2 separate regions of the Homo sapiens genome follow, and region 1 is linked to region 2. The links are chromatin loops, found by intact Hi-C in ENCODE. Cell type or tissue: MCF 10A. All regions are shown on one strand. Each heading gives the region's core, and the rest is flanking DNA. Links, peaks and the distances in the headings are about the cores only. Region 1 has its middle 280 kb from the start of DDX18. Region 2 has its middle 1.1 Mb from the start of DDX18.

What was found. A loop is a pair of places that touch in the nucleus more often than their neighbours do. Peaks named below come from ENCODE experiments on the same cell type or tissue, not always from the same donor. Only the 100,000 strongest peaks of a DNase experiment are listed, where the experiment ranks them.
Region 1: a loop joins it to region 2, with 6 times the contacts of the local background. A loop is called at or near these places in 3 of 110 quality-filtered maps.

What each region holds. Positions count from the first base shown.
Region 1 is chr2:117,532,224-117,540,570 of GRCh38, forward strand. No RefSeq gene overlaps it. Among named protein-coding and RNA genes, the nearest start is that of DDX18, 280 kb to the right of the region's middle. In MCF 10A, for the core only: a CTCF peak has its summit at 4,079 (motif pointing left); no DNase peak of the experiment used is centred there.
Region 2 is chr2:116,743,347-116,751,693 of GRCh38, forward strand. It overlaps the pseudogene MTCYBP39. Among named protein-coding and RNA genes, the nearest start is that of DDX18, 1.1 Mb to the right of the region's middle. In MCF 10A, for the core only: a CTCF peak has its summit at 3,905; no DNase peak of the experiment used is centred there.

The DNA.
Region 1 (8,347 bases), core at 252-8,251, 790 kb after region 2:
TTATCTTTTGCTAACATTGAGGCCTCAGCAAAATTACCTTTTCTTTACAGAAGGCTTCCCTGGTCCCCTAATGTATGCTCTGATTAGAACCATCTGGTTTGTGCTCCCATGTCTCTTCATAATTCTTTGCCCTGTGACTCATAAACTTTCCTATCATCACTTATTTTATGCCTGTTTCTTCTAATGAACTGTGAAGTCCAAGAAGGCCTCCATTCTGTATTTAGTATATAGCATAGTGCGTGGCATACAAAATACCAAATAATGAGGGAGTTAATTATGATGGTAAGAATAGCAAACTTATATAGCCCTCACTATACTCACTATCTGACAGGCAGTACTCTAAGTGTGTGTATATATATATCTATATAGACACACACATATATATATTTCATTTAGTCCTAATAACCCTATGAGACAGATATTACCATTATCTCCATTTTAAAATAAAGGAACAAAGTTAATATTTGTCTCTGCCCAAATCACATGTTGAATTATAATTCCCAATGCTGCAAGTGGGGCCTGGTGGAAGGCGTTTGGATCACAGGGGCAGATTATAGCTTGGTGCTGTCTTTGTGATAGTGAATTCTTGTGAGATCTAGTCATTTAAAAGTGTGTGGTACCTCCCTCACTCTGTCTCTCTCACTCTCTCTCACTTGCTTCTGCTTTCACCATGAAATGTGCCTGCTCCCACATCAACTTCTGCCATAATTGTAAGCTTCCTGAGGCCTCCCTAAATGCCTAGCAGATGAGAAAACCATGCTCTCTATAAAGCCTTCAGAACTGTAACCTGATTAAACCTCTTTTCTTTATAAATTACCTAGTCCCAGGTATTTCTTTATAGCAATGCAAGAATGGCCTAATACAGTAAATTGGTACCAGGAGTGGGGCATTGCTATAAAGATACCTGAAAATGTAGAAGCAGCTTTGGAACTGGGTAACGGGCAGAGGTTGGAAGAGTTTGGAGGGCTCAGAAGAAGATGGAAAGATGAAGGAACGTTTGGAACTTCCTAGAGACTGGTTAAATGGTTGTGACCAAAATGCTGATAGTGATAAGGACAGTGAAATCCAGGCTGAAGAGATCACAGATGGAAATGAGGAACTTATTGGAAAATGGAGCAAAGGTCATGCATGTTATGCCTTAACAAAGAACTTGGCTACATTGTGCTAGGGATCTGTGGAAGTTTGAACTTCTGAGTAATGATTTAGGGTATCTGGTAGAAAAAAATTTCTAAGCAGCAATGCATTCAAGATATGGCCTGTCTGCTTGTAACAACCTATACTCATATTTTAGAGCAAAGGAATGACTTAAAGTTGAAACTTGTATTTAAAACGAAAGCAGAGAATAAAAGTTTGGAAAATTTTTATCCTGTCCCTGTGGCAGAGAAAGAAAAAGCTTTTTAGAAGAATTCAAGCAGGCTGAGGAGTAACCACTTGCTAGAGAAATTTGCATAACTAAAAGCAGGCCAAATGCTGACGGCCAAGACAATGGGAAAAAGGCATTTCAGAGACCTTTTTGGCAGCCCTTCCCATCATAGAACTGGAGGCCTAGGAAGCAAAAATGGTTTTGTGGATCATGCCCAGGGCCCCACTGCCTTGCACAGCCTTGGGACATTGCTTTCCACAATCCAGCCACTTCAGGTCCATCTGGGGCTCAAAGGGATTCAGGTACAGTTTGAGCTTCCACTTTTGAGAATGGAAGCCATAAGCCTTGGTGGCGTCCTGTGGTGTTAAGCCTGCTTGTGTGCAGAATTCAACAGTAAAAGAGACTTGGCATTCTCTACCTTGATTTCAGAGGATGTATGGAAAGGTCTGGGTGTCCAGGCAGAAGCCTGCTGCAAGAGTGAAGCCCCCACAGAAAACCTCTATTAGGGCAGTGCAGAGGAAAAATGTGGAGTTGGAGGCCCTACACAGATTCCCCACTGAGGCAGTGACTAGTGGACGTGTGAGAAGGGGACCACTATCCTCCAGACTCGAGAATGGTAGATCCACCACCAGCTTACACCTTGCACCTGGGAAAGCTTCAGGCACTCAGCAACCTGTGATAACAGCCACAGAGGCTGTACCCTCCAAGACCACAAGGCAGAGCTGCTCAAAACCTTGGGAGCCCACCATTTGTACCAGTATGCCCTGGATGTGAGACATGGAGTCAGAGGAGATTATTTAGGAGCTTTAAGATTTAATGACTGACCTGAGTTTCGAAACTACATAGCGCCTGTTGCCCCATTCTATCGGCCAATTTCTCTCTTTTGGAATGGGAATATACCCCCATTGTTTCTTGGAAGTAAATAACTTGTTTTTTTATTTTATTGGCTCAAAGGTAGATGGAATCCAGTGAGACTTTGGACTTTGAACTTCTGCGTTAATGCTGGAATTAGTTAAGACTTTGGAGAGCTGTTGAGAAAGCGAGATTGTATTTTTCAATGTGAGAAGGACATGAGATTTGGGAGGGACCAGGAGCAAAACTATATAGTTTGAAGATTTGTTTCTGCTCAGATCTCATGTTGAATTGTAATCCTCAATGCTGGAGGTGGGACCTGGTGGAAGGTGTTTGGCTCATGGAGGAGGATCATGGCTTGGTGCTGTCTTTATGACAGTGAGTTCTCATGAGATTTTGTTCTTTTTAAAAATGTGTGGCACCTCCCCCACTCTCCCTTGCTTGTTTCTGGTTTTGCCATGTGATGTGCCTGCTCCCCTTTGCCTTCCACTGCGACTGTAAGCTTCCTGAGGCTTCCCTGAAGGCTGAGCAAATGCCAGCACAATAATTTCTGTATAGCCTGCAGAACCATGAGCCAACCAAACCTCTGTTCTTTATGAATTACCCAGTCTCAGGTGTTTATTTAGAGCAATGCAACAGCCAAATACATAGGTCGAGAGAGCTTAGGACTTAGTCTTAATAGTCACACAAGTGGCAGGATCAAGACTTCAAATATGAGTAGAATGGATTTTTTAGGTTCTAAATGAGTAACTGGATGAATGAATGAATGAGTAGCTAAAACTAGCACAAGACATATTCTAAATAGTGCTGCACATGAAAAACAGACAAACCAAATTTATCTGTGGTGGTTAATTTTGTGCACCAATTTGACTGGGCTCTCTTGCATTTTTTATTTCATTCATAAATATTTCAGGGGCAGGAATTCTATTTGGTTCTTTTTAATGATATCCATCTATTTGTTAAGTTTCTTACTATGAATTTGATTTCCTGATTTTGTTGAATTATCTGTCTGTATTCTCTTGTATCTTACTGAGTTTCCTCAAGATCATTATTTTAAATTCCTTTTCTGGCAACTCATAGATTTCCTGTTATTTAAGGTCTATTACTGAAGAGTTACTGTGTTTCTTTGGTAGTGTCATATGTCCTTGCTTTTTCATGTTTCTTGTGTTCCTGTGTCAATGTCTTTGCATCTGGTGGAATAGTTTATCTTGCAAACTTCATAGAGTGGCTTTTGTAAAGAAAGATTTTCACTTGCAGTTGGGTTTTAGTGTACCAGTTGGTGTGGTGACTCTGTTTTAGGATAGTTACAGTGGTATAGTCACTGTGCAACTTCTTCAGCTGCAATCAACCTCAGCAATAACTGTGAGTGACTCAATGGCCTGGGCTGCCGAAGTTTGTAGCAGCAGTGGTGGGGATGTAGATTGTTAAAGTCCTCAGTGGCAAGAGGTTTTGAGGCCCTTCTATTCTTATTTTTCCCACAATGGAAAGACTGAGCTAAGGTGATCCTTCTTGGTGTTGAGTCTGACACAGCCTACAAGCAGCTACAGCATCACCGGGTTTCAAGTGCAGGTACTTATAATACCTGTGGAGCTGGGGTCCTAGGCTTTAGGTCTCACAAACCAAATGTGGCACCTGGGTCTTGAGGTTTAGGTTCACTCTCTGTGGCAGGATTGGATGTAAACTTCCAACAGAGCCAATATCTGTGACTCTGAAGCATGCTCCAGCAGCTCACAGTCAGGGGTCCAAGTTTTTCTCTGTTATTATGACCCTAGGGAGAAGGCCACAGCACTAGCTCAGCTTCAGGGAAGAAGAGAGGATCTGGAGGTTTGGGCCTGGGGAGCAGGGTACAGCTGCAATCAGGGAACCAGAGTCAAAAAATGTCCCAGGAGATAAGGCACCATCTAGTGGTGATTCTAGACCCTGGGACAGTGGGACTGAAAAGTATCCCAGACTCTGTGAAAGCAGGAGCAGCAGCAGCAAGGACTCCAGAACAGCGGACTGCAGCTGTCATTTAGACCCTGGGCGAAGGTGAGCAGCACAGTGATGATTCCACTCCCTAAGTGGTGCTAAGAGAAGTTTCTTAGCACCTCAGTCCCTAGAGGGCTAGGCTAGTCCTGTTCCAAGAAAGCAGGATATGAGAGTTTTTTGGCCTGCAAGGGTTGGTGTCTCAGCTTAGCCACTGCTCTGTTTCCCTGAGATGCAGGGTACTATAGCAGCCCTGTCCAGGGATTCACAACTGTCCAATTCACTAATTTCTTAGGGATCAACGTGCCATTTCAGCTCAGGCCTGGGGAAGCGTGACTGCTCTGGCCCAGCAACGTACAATTTTCCCAGGAGACAGGCTACCAATGTAGCACAGGCACAGGGGGCATGACTGCTCTGGGTTGCCAAGGCACCATTTCCCCTGATTGTCAGGTGTTGCTTCAGCTCTGGCACATGAGGGCAGGGCACAGAAGCTACTGAGAAGCGACTCTGCCCCAAGGCACCATTTCCCCAGGAGACAGTGTACAGCTTCAATTCCAGCTTAAGAGGATGGGACATAGCTGCCACTGGGAGGGGTAGGTGGAGCAGCTCTACTGCCCACTTGGCCCCCACAGGGAAGGGTGTAACAACTGCTCATAGATCAGCTTAAGAATGTCTGGACACAGGAAAAGGGTGATTCTGTGGCAGCTTAGACTCAGGGATGAAAGGGTGCCCTGGCTACTCACCCCTGGAGCAGAACATACTCCAGCAGTAGTTCAATTTCCAAAATAGTATATAGTGCAGTAGGCACATGGACCACAGGGGGCAGGGCACAGTGTTGGCTCCTTCGTTAGCAGGAGTACAGCCACGTGGATTCCAGGCAGCTTCTTTAGCTGGGCTTAGTGCCTGTGAGGACTACAGGCGTCTCCAGTGGTCAGGACTATAGTTGTCCAAGGTGCAGATGGGGGATGCTCAATTCCTCATGCTTACCTTTGTGCTGAAGGGCGATATTCCTCCTGGTTGCCAGCTGATCTGGGCTTGAGGATGGGGTTGTAGAGGTCTGGTGTTTCCATTCATTCTCTATGCGGCTATTCTGAGCTTCTGTGCTCACCAAGGTTTCTGTGACTTCTTTGATGTACTCTGGTGCTCTCCTTTAGTGATTTTCATCAAAATGTACCTGTTTATTTGTTGTTTTGGCTTTATTTGCCAGGGAGGGGGCATTGGGGTCACAAGCATTAGGGGATTTTACTGGGCCATCTTGCTGATGTCATCCTTCCTGAATTTTTAAATGTGGTTCTAGGACCTTCTGATGCTGAGGAGGGTCAACCTTAATTTCATAGTCATACTTTAGAGATGGAGGGTATTTGGTAATAAAATGATCTCCAATTAGTGTAATGAAAGGTCATGACCAAAGCATCGGTGGAAAACAGCACAAGATATGGGGTAGGAAACTACATGGCATCACACCCAACAGAACACAGCCTGCCCTCTGCACACAGCAGTGCACCTCAGACTAGTTTTCAACTCTGACCAGGTGCGGCTGACTCTAAAGCCTACAGGCATTCAGGAAGCCAGATTTCACAACTTTCCCCTTGAACATAGCAGTACAGTCCAATCTAACTTTTAACTCTAACCATGGCCATGTCTGACTCTCAGAATTCACAGACTTCCAATAGTGACCCAAAGGCATCGTGGGAGGTCATGTTTTGTAGTGATCGAGTGGCAGGCACCAGAGTCAGATTGCTTAAATTAGAATCTGGAGACAGCCTCTTAGCAGCTACCACGTGACCTTGCGCACATTCCCTCAGGATTCCAAGCTTCATTTTGCACATTTTATTACAGTATGGATAACAACACCTACCTCTTGGGGTTGTTATAAAAGACAAAGTTGGAAAATTCATGCATTCGGCAACTGTTTTATGGGTATCAACTATGCTCCAAGTACTCTCTCAAATTCTGAACAGTGGTTTGCAAAGCAGACATGACCCATTTCCACAGGGTCTGGTACACAGTATGCATCCACTAATTCTGAGACCAAAAAGGACTTTCTCAGGAGACATATTCCTCTCTTTCTGACTAACCCACATCACATTATGGATTACCTCTAGGAAGCAGAGGGAAAGAGAAGGGGCGAGGAGGAATGATATATGCCTGGGTAGAAGAAAGGAGTCCCCCAGAGCACAACCTTTAAGAAGAGCCAAAATCACTATCAAGGAAGAACTGAAGCCTCAGTCATGTGAAGGCCCAGAAGAGAAGGTGAGAATGGAAATGGGAGTAACTAGGCTGATAATTGCTAGAGGCAAAACAAAGGCTAATGAGTTGGAACTAAGGTTACTGACATTTTTTATTATAGATTACGCTCAGCAATAATGATGGCAGGTTAAAGGAAAACTTATAGAATAATTTATTTTAAACACCTTGCAGCAAGGAATTTTGTCTTTTACTTTTTGTAATACTACCAAGTACTAAAAGCATCCTTAAATTAATAATGGCCACAATGATAATCATAATGGGAACTGCCTTTCATTTAGGATTTATAATGTACTAAGCCCTGTAATAAATGTTTCACAAATCTCATTTGGTCTTTACCACAACCTTTTGGTAAGCATATATTTTCACCTTTTAAAAAAATTCATTTCAAAAAAAAGAAAAGGATTCTCACACATTTTAACTAAAACACACAAAGTCACTTAGCTAATTTGTAGTGAAGATGAGATTCAAATTCAGGTCCATGCTCCTACACAACACTGCATCTGTAAGGAGTATAGGTGAGACAGGGTTGGTTAAGAACCAACTTAACCTCTCTAGACCTTAGTCTGTGTATAAAATGAATCTAAATTGAATCTAACCTATGGAGTTATTCTGAATATTCAATGAGCTAATTCATGTAAAGCATTTATTGTAGTGTTTGATGCATAATAAGTGCTATAAATAGTATCTATTACTATTATAAGGCATACCATTCTGGCTTCCAAATGTTTGCTCTTTAAATCAATATCTGCATCTTTTGTCATAAATATTGATACTAGCTCAATTTAGATAATAAAAACACTATAAAAAGAAATTACAACCTGATCATGATGGTAGAAACTTTCATACTCACTTTTACCTTGAAGATAATTAATTCAATGAAATTTAGTCATGTAAGAAACCACTGCTCAAAACCACCAACATATTTAAATGTGTCAATTTTATCCCTGTATTTACGAATCAGCTTCCTGATCAATATGAAAGCCACCTCAAACATGTCTAGTGCTCCACACTTTTTAAAGGTCATTCACAGGCATCATCTTATTTGAACCTGATGACCACTGTGGGAGTAGGTTAAGCTAGTACCATTTTTATCACAAAGGAAACTACACCCTTAAAACAAGAAACTTGAAACAGAGAGTATGTTAAATAGACGATCTGATATTAACTCCAGATCTCTCAGCTCCTCATCTGCTCTTCACACCAGACTTCAGATTTGAAATTGAAAAGAACATTGCTGTCCTATTTGCAACCAATGAAAACAAGGAAATGGCACAGTTGTATACATGCAGGTGGTCAGCTTGGTTAGACTAAAATTAAGCCTTGCATTGATGAAAGCTCTCTCAAGGTACTCCAAAGGATGAAGGTGAAGCAATCAGGAGAAAGTGTATAATTAAGAGTTCAGACTTTTCACACTTGGAGAAAATTCCTACCTACATTCAGAATAGCAATAATTTGCTAAAGGATGTGGTAACCTCAATTATTACAATCATATTAAAATTGTGTCAGTGTGGTTGTTCCTGATAAGCACAATAACCAAAACAGAGAAAAGTCCAATAGAAAACTTACTCTTTTAAAGAATTCAATTTCGTCAACATATTTTCTTCAGACTTTTAAAACAAATTATATTTTACTAGCAGTAACAGTAAAGTTTCATAATCCTAAAACCAATTTCTATTTTCCCACATTCTCCTGTAGTCCTGTCCTTTGTACGTTGTTTTACAAGTGCTGCAAAATTTCAACTTTTAAAAACTTATTTTTATGATTTACCTTTTTAATAAATTACATGGGCTTTCACATTTCTTTGATTTTGCATATGCTGCTGTCTCTCTTTATAAAACATTCCCTCTTTTGTTCATCTGTCATGGTTCACTCGCTCCTTCAAGAAAATGTAATTGTAGAATTTTCCCTGATACTTCC
Region 2 (8,347 bases), core at 15-8,014:
TAAAAACCAACATAAAGTGTTAATGAGACTGAGGGGGATGGTGAGATGCCTCCATCCTGAATATTTCATGATCTGTCACCATCAAAAGGGTGTCAGGATTCACTTGCGTTGTAGCGCAGTTTTCAAATTCATGATAAAAGTGCACAGACAAACCTCTAGCACTTGATGGCATCCTCAGCAAAATTGTTCCAAGAACCCTCTCTGCTTTAGGGATTCATCAAGAAAACTACTGTTGGTGTCAGCCATAGTTATATTGAGTTGTTTTTGTTGCATTGCTTTGTTTTGCTGTGAATTGATTTTATACATGCACAAATGGCCCCCTTTCTATTCCCTCAAAATAATCATCATCCAGCTTGTCACGATATCTGCTTTGCCTGACATTAGTCACCACTTTAGATCATACGAATGGTTTCTTAATAGGCTAATGTATCATATAGGGGTGATATTTTTATTTTTAATAAATAGTATCATTTTACAAAAGCAACTTCTGTTTTGCAGAAATTTTGAGACCACAGATCACAAAAACTTAAATTTAAAAACACATATCCAATCTGAGAGAGGTTTGTCTTACCTTTTGATATATCCTCGCAGATACTTGTTCTACTTATATATGCATGTCCATTTTTTTACCAAAATGAAATTATACATACAATTTCATAATAGGCTTTCTTCAGTTAATAATCTCCATCTTCCAAAAGAATACGTTTTTATCTTATATTACAGTAAGTTGTATGAGCAAATTTCCTCAAATGTCTCCAATATGTCCTTGCAACCAGTTTGGTCTTAAGATAATCCATTCAAGAGGCACATATTTCATTTGATTTTTACTTTTCCTTAGCTGCATTTACCTAGCGAGTCACTTTTAATTACTCTTGTTTTTTGAGAAGACCTGGCTTGAGGTCCTACTAAAAGCCAACTTTTCTACATTTGTGGGGTTCCTTTTTTACGGTGTCATTTAAGTTGTTTGTCATTTGTGGATCCTGTAATATGAAAATTAGATATAATGGCTAAAATGTTTAAGTTAAGCAAGTTTGGAAAAACACATCCTAAGTGGTAATGTACACTTTATATTCCATCTTGTCAGATAACACATACCATACGGTTTGTCTTGTCATTAATATTGATGACTCATTGCTTGATTAGGATCATGATAGTCTGACCCCTCAACTGTATATTCACATTTCCCTCTTTGCAACTAGAAGCTAAAATGTGATATAACTTTGATATCACCATACAATTTCCTGTTCTCTCATTAACTATACGACTAATAGTTTTGACATCAGTTTATAATCCTTGTCTGAGTTAATATTTTCATTAGAGGGGATTGTGGAATGGTGATTTGTTTTTTCTATCATTTATTAGCTGTTATTCTTATCCAAAATAGAACTTTTCATCGTCAACAGGGTTTAGTTGGTTATGCCAATTGCAATTTCTAATTTAAAATTAAAATGTATGTTTTATCTTTTCCTGTTAGTTACCAATTTTCAAAGGAGTAGGTTAGTTTCATTGCTGCTTCAAATGGCAATTTTTAGCTAGCTTCCTTCCCTCCCTCCCTCCCTCCCTTCCTTCCTTCCTCTCTCTCTCTCTCTCTCTCTCAATTTTGGACTCATGGATTTTCATTGGTTGATTTTTCAACTGACTAATTTTTTGTTCTTGAAATCTTGTAATTTGTGCAGTGTAATACCAAATTGATAAGCTGCTTCATGCTGACCTCAAAACGAAATACTTAGCTTAACTTAAACAAAATATGTACAGGATTAGTTTTTTAAACCACTACAAAATCTGATGAAAGAATCCAAAGAAAAGCTGAATAAATGTAGAGATGCTTCATGTTCATGCAGAAGATGGATTAATGTTTTCAAGATGTCAGTTCTTCCAAAATTGTTATATAGAGTCAATGCAATCTCAATAGAAACCCAAGCAAGATATTTTGTGGACATTAACAAACTGATTCTAAAGTGTATACGGAGAGGCAAGAGACTCAGAATAGCTAACACAACATTGAAGGAGTAAAGTCAGAGAACTGACTCTACTTCAAGACTTACTATAAAACTACAGTAATCAAGACAGTGTCTTTTTGGTAAAATAATAGACTAATGAATCAACGTAACATAATAGAGAGCAGAAATAAATCCACCTACGTATAGGGAACTGATCTTTGACAAAGGAGCAAAAGCAAAATACCAAGGAGTCAAATAGTCTTTTCAACAAACGGGACTAAAACAACTAGACATCCACATGTAAAAAAAATAAAAATAAAAATGAATTTAGACACGAACTTTACACTCTTCAAAAAAATTAACTTAAAATGGGTCACACGCCTAAATGCAAAATGTAAAACTATAAAACTCCTAGTGGATAACATGAAAAAAAAATCGAGATTCTTAATCACCAATTCACAATAATAAAATTCAACTTTAATACTGCAATGATTTCACTTATTTTTTAACTTTCCATTACATGAACAAATATTGAATCTTAATACAATTAACATAATTACTTATTTGACTTATAAGACAACATAAAAATAGTTTTCATATAATATCAATATTACTAAAAAATCTTAATGAAAGTTTAAAGTATCTTATTTCTTTTTATTCTTAGAACACTTTTACTAAGGAAATGAGTCAAACTTCTCTGTTAAAAAGCCACTGAGAGCAATTCTTTTTGTGTGTAGTGATGTTTGCAGTTTGGAGAAGCTCTTACTACGAGAATGCTATGGAGAGAGAGGATGGGTTGAGACAGCTTCCTAGGAGGAGACCGGTGCTCAGTCTCTAATCATGTTCACTTAGAATCCAGAAGCTTCAGGTTGATGCTTCTGTTAACAGGTGCACTCAAATCTATTTGTTAGATTACTAAATTTATGGAATTACAGAAGGCCCTGAGTTTATTATACCTAAGGGTGATATCTGAATGCATGAAAGAGGGAGGAGAGGCTGAACACGGTTTGCAACTGTGCTCTACAGATCCCTGGGCACCTGGGCTGTTAGTAAGAGGAGTCAGAATTTCCACAGGCCTATGAAGCATTATCTCTTGGGTGAATAATTAATATGTATCATTGTATTTATGGGGTATTGACTCTTAAACCCTCTTATTTTAAAATTAAGATTTACAACAGGTAGGATATGAAATATGGGAGGCAATTAGTATTAACAGCAAATACTTGATTCAGGTTGAGTTTCTCCCAAGTGATAGAAAAGATTGGCAGGCAGTATGCCCATGACTCTTTTAAGCAAGCAGGCTTGATCCATTTTCTTTTGTCATCAGCTAATTTTTTTTCTATAAAATATCAATAATTGTCTTTTGAATAAATTTCTCACAGAAACAACTTGAAAAAGTTTAAAACCATGTACTATCCTTGTTAATAACACTACTGAGTCTCATAATTTCTTACAGACCAAGACATACTCTTCTTGTTGAACAAGACATGCTCTCTAAATCCTAATGTTTTAATATTTATATCTTTGCAAAAAGACCCAAGAAAATATTTCTATAAGTAATTTATAAAAGTTTTAGAAAGTATACTCCACACTTATATTATTTTATGTTCATTTCTCAGTATTTAAATAACATAAAAATTTATCCTAATCATTACTCCCTTTCAGCTATTATTCTTTTAAAGTTCAATTGTGCATTCAATATGATTTCCCTTCTAACTACTTTGCCACATATTTTACCATTTTTAAATATATTTTAATTTTGCAAGCAATAAAGTGCAATTTGAGTTTAAAATTTTTTAATTCATGGATTTTTCAAAAAATTATATTTCCTCTATCACAAATAATTCAAGTACAACTACATCATACAGTGTTAAATATAATTATTTACAATAGAAGAGCAAATCATATATAAAATGTTTGATGTTAGAAAATTATTGGGCCATTTGTCTGAGAGGGCAGAACTGATCCTGTCACTAGAGGATGCTGTGTAACTACGGAACAGAATATTAACAGTTTGTCACTAAGGTAAATGAGATGAAATAAAAGTATAGATAAATTTTCTCAAATATACCTCCATAAAAAATGGCCAACTTATATTCTCACCATTGTTGGAGAATTCCCATTTGACAGTAACTGCTATAAATATTGACTATGTTTTATTAGAAATATATTCTTAGTTTTTTTGATGTTAAAAACATGCAATTTTTTAACATTTGGAAAATATAAATAAGCAAAAGTAAATAAAAATGGCTACAATCTCACAAATCAGTCATAAGCACTAATATTTTTTATGAGTTAGTTAAACTGTATGTATGTATAAATTTCTAAAGATAGAGATTTAAGTGTTTTGTTTCCCAACAATATTATATATAGTTTAACTGTTAGGTTTATTTACTGAAGTATTTGTAAACCTTATTTTAGTATATTAATAATGTGACCATAACTTGATTAAATTAACAGTTCCTCTCTTATGGAATAGTGTCAATTTTTTTTACTATCATAACTACTGTTTCGATAAGTGTATTTGTAAAATAATTTTTTTACATGTGTCTAGTGGCTAAGATTAATTCTTACAAGTGATATTGAGATATTGATGGGTTCGGTATGAATTTTTGAGGCTGTGACAGAGTCTGCTGATTGCCTACCCAAATTGATTCTCTCTTATAAAAGATTTGTGGCCATTCACATGCCCTTGCCTGCAGAATGTTACGTGACAGAGTTCCATCCAGCGAGATCTAATTCAAGATGGACGTCGGGGAAAGTTCTTTAATGAAAGTCTGACTTTTTTGACATCCTTCTATTGTACCTGTAACACTGGGATGTGGAGACAGGAATGTCATCACAGAACTGGAGTTCTAGCAACTGCATCAGGAAAATGAATAGCAATCTAGTAATGGCTGGATGTGCATGCAGGTGGAGGGAGTGCATGTAAGAGAGAGAGAAGAGATGATTTTATGGAGATGGGTACTATCCCTGGATTTTCCATCTCCAGTTTTCCTATTATGTGAGAGCACAAAACACCAGAATAGTTTACATTACGACTCCTTCAGCTTTTGCTATAGACAATTTAATTTCTAATTGCTATAATAGAGCAATGCCTTCCAAAAAGGTGCATTTTAACCAGTGGCAGATTAGAGAACATATGTCATAGTGCCCCTACTACTATTGGATATCTGGTGTATAATCTATCTTTTCTTCTAATTTAATAGGCTACAATAATTTTTATTTTTTTTATTATTATACTTTAAGTTTTAGGGTACATGTGCACAACGTGCAGGTTTGTTACATATGTATACATGTGCCATGTTGGTGTGCTGCACCCATTAACTCGTCATTTCTCGTAATGCTATCCCTCCTCCCTCCCCCAACCCCACAACAGGCCCCTGTGTGTGATGTTCCCCTTCCTGTGTCCATGTTTTCTCATTGTTCAATTCCCACCTATGAGTGAGAACATGCGGTGTTTGGTTTTCTGTGCTTGAGATAGTTTGCTGAGATAGCAAAGACTTGGAACCAACCCAAATGTCCAACAATGATAGACTGGATTAAGAAAATGTGGCACATATACACCATGGAATACTATCCAGCCATAAAAAAGGATGGGTTCATGTCCTTTGCAGGGACATGGATGAAGCTGGAAACCATCATTCTCAGCTACAATAATATTTATTTAAATTGGATTTACTTGATTACTACAGTGGTTAAACGTTTTTTTACATAGGTATTTACCATTTGTATTTCTTCTTTTGAAAATTATGTCTTACCCATTTTTCTATTAGGATATTTTCTCTACTTATTAATTTACAAAGGTTATTTCTAAATTGGGGCTATTAATCTTTGATCATGGAGGCTATTCATCTTTGATCTTCCATATATACTAATCTTCCATATATAATAATTTTTCTACTTTATTGTTTATTACTTATGGATTATGAGAATTTCAAAAATATTTACATTTTTATTTATATGCAAATGTATTATTTTTTTCAATTAGGTTTCTATCAGTATTCTGATGCATAGGAAATCCCTGAAGTCTTTCTGAATTGCAAAATCAAATTGGACCTTTTTTTGATTACATTGTAATACTATGATGTTTTATTTAAATCTTTAATTTAGCTAAAATCTGTTTTCATATAAGGAAAATATCCTACCCAATTTTTTTACAGTGAACTATTTATCTCCATATCATTTATCAAATAATAATTTATCATTTATCTTTAAACATTTCACGTGCTATATTCTGTTTCTTAAGCAGTGAACTAACAGTATTGTGGTTGCCTACTGTATGCCAGAGTTATTATCCAGAGAGTGATGAAACAAAATTCCTATTTAAATGAAATTAGCATTTTATTTTGGAAATAGGCAAATAGCTTATTTCAGTAATATGTGATCAGGACTGACACTAGGAATCATCTCCAGGAGTTCTGTCTCTTTTTCTTTTTATTTCTATATGGGAACACATTTTAAAATAATCTTTCATATATCTCATTGTGTATATTATTCCAGAAAATGTGTACATATCAACCTAATAGTCACTGAGACAAGCTCTGCTTGGTATGTATGACTTTGCTGGTTGAATCAGAATGACAATGCCTTCTACTATGATCTGCCTGCATGAGGACTTACGGACTTACTCCTCTTTTTTTTTTTTTTAAGTGTCACCAGGTCTGCTCATGGTTCCAGAATGCCAGGGTCCTACTGCCTTCTGGATCCCTCAGTATAATTCTTCTATGTCCCCCTGGTTTATCTCAGTCACCCTCCAGAATCATATATAATGCAGAAACACTGATGGTAGGTCACCAGCAGGAACTGCCTTGAAAGGAATGATGTTCCCCAGAGAAAGGTGTATCTATGCCATCAAAAGGCTCTCTACAGGCTCATGTTTTCAAGCAAGATACAGAATCTGTCAAACTGTCAGAAACCCAGCATGAAATGAGTTTGTATGAAACCAAATCACAGTGCCACTGTCATAAGGAAACACTACTGCCCTTATTATTTTACTTGAAAATAAACAAAAATAAAAGTTTTTTATTCTATAGCTTTATTTCCTGATTCCAAGAGAAAGTTTCCCTCTTATAATCAAATGAAGTTAAAATAATATTCTAAATGTAATTTCAGTGTTTAGTTTTATCTGACCTCTGGAACCAAGTGGGCAATCACTTTGTGAGCTAAAACTTGAAGTTAGTGTAATATCATCATAGTTAACTTTCCGTAAAAAGTAGCCTCAAGCAATAATTGTAGGATCAGGTTAAGTTGGAAAAGATTTACATGTTGAGTCTCAGCAATAAAATCAGAACTAAAGAGTACACAGTAATGACGGTAAGTTGTGCTTCCAAGGATCTCATGTCTCTGATGAAAATAATAACTTCAATATACCCCTAATCCCCAAATTCTCTGCCAAAGGTTTCAGAGGAATCCATAGCCCTCATAGTACACTTCAGTGAAGTTTATCTGGTGTTTGGCTTCAAACTCCTAGAACTTTGCTATTCTGACATACCATGTTGAACCACCCATAGGCTCAGAGTATATTCTTCTGCTTTTCTACATTCGAGGCCAACTTCATGGTATACCTGGCTGTGCTTCCCTGGCCTAAGCCATGCCCTGATATTGGCCCTCGGAACTTCAAAATGCTCAAAGCTATAGAGAAAACAAATTAGAAAAAAAAGGCAGTGGGAGAATTTGTCAATGATTTTGATCCATTAATATTCCTGTCACTAAAATGGAAGCTTGAAATATTTACTAGACGTATCACTTAACAGCTGCAGCAAAGATACACACACTCACTTAGGATATGAGAGGCGATCATGGGAGATGTCTCAGGCACCACACCAAGCTAGTGGGCTTCAGACTGTTTTAATTCAGAGAATTAAAAACAGAATCCAGATATTCTAGGTTTAATTTTTCTCCTCCTCCTTCTAATAACTCTAGTACTATTTTTGCCTGACCTCCTGAGCGACCCAGATAATTACACTTTAGCTAACTCCCTCAATACCCCACCCCACATTAAGCCAAAGTGATACTTTTCGTTTGCCTATGCAATCTTACAATCTATCCCTAACAAACTAAGAGGAGTACTGGCCCTTGTATTCTCCATTCTCGTTCTAGCAGTTATTCCCGTACTTCGGACGTCTAAACAACAAAGCATAATATTCAAGCCATTAATTCAATGCCTATACTGAACCTTAGTGGCTGACCTACTTACACTCACATGAATCAGAGGACAGCCCATCAAATACCCTATTATTGCCATCGGACAGACAGCATCTATTAGGTACTTCTCTATCATCCTCACCCTTATACCACTGAATATAAACTACTTAAATGAAAATGCCCTTGTATTACAATTCAATACTGTGGTCTTGTAAACCAGAAATGGAGAATCCCCTCCCCAGGACAACTCAAGGGAAAAG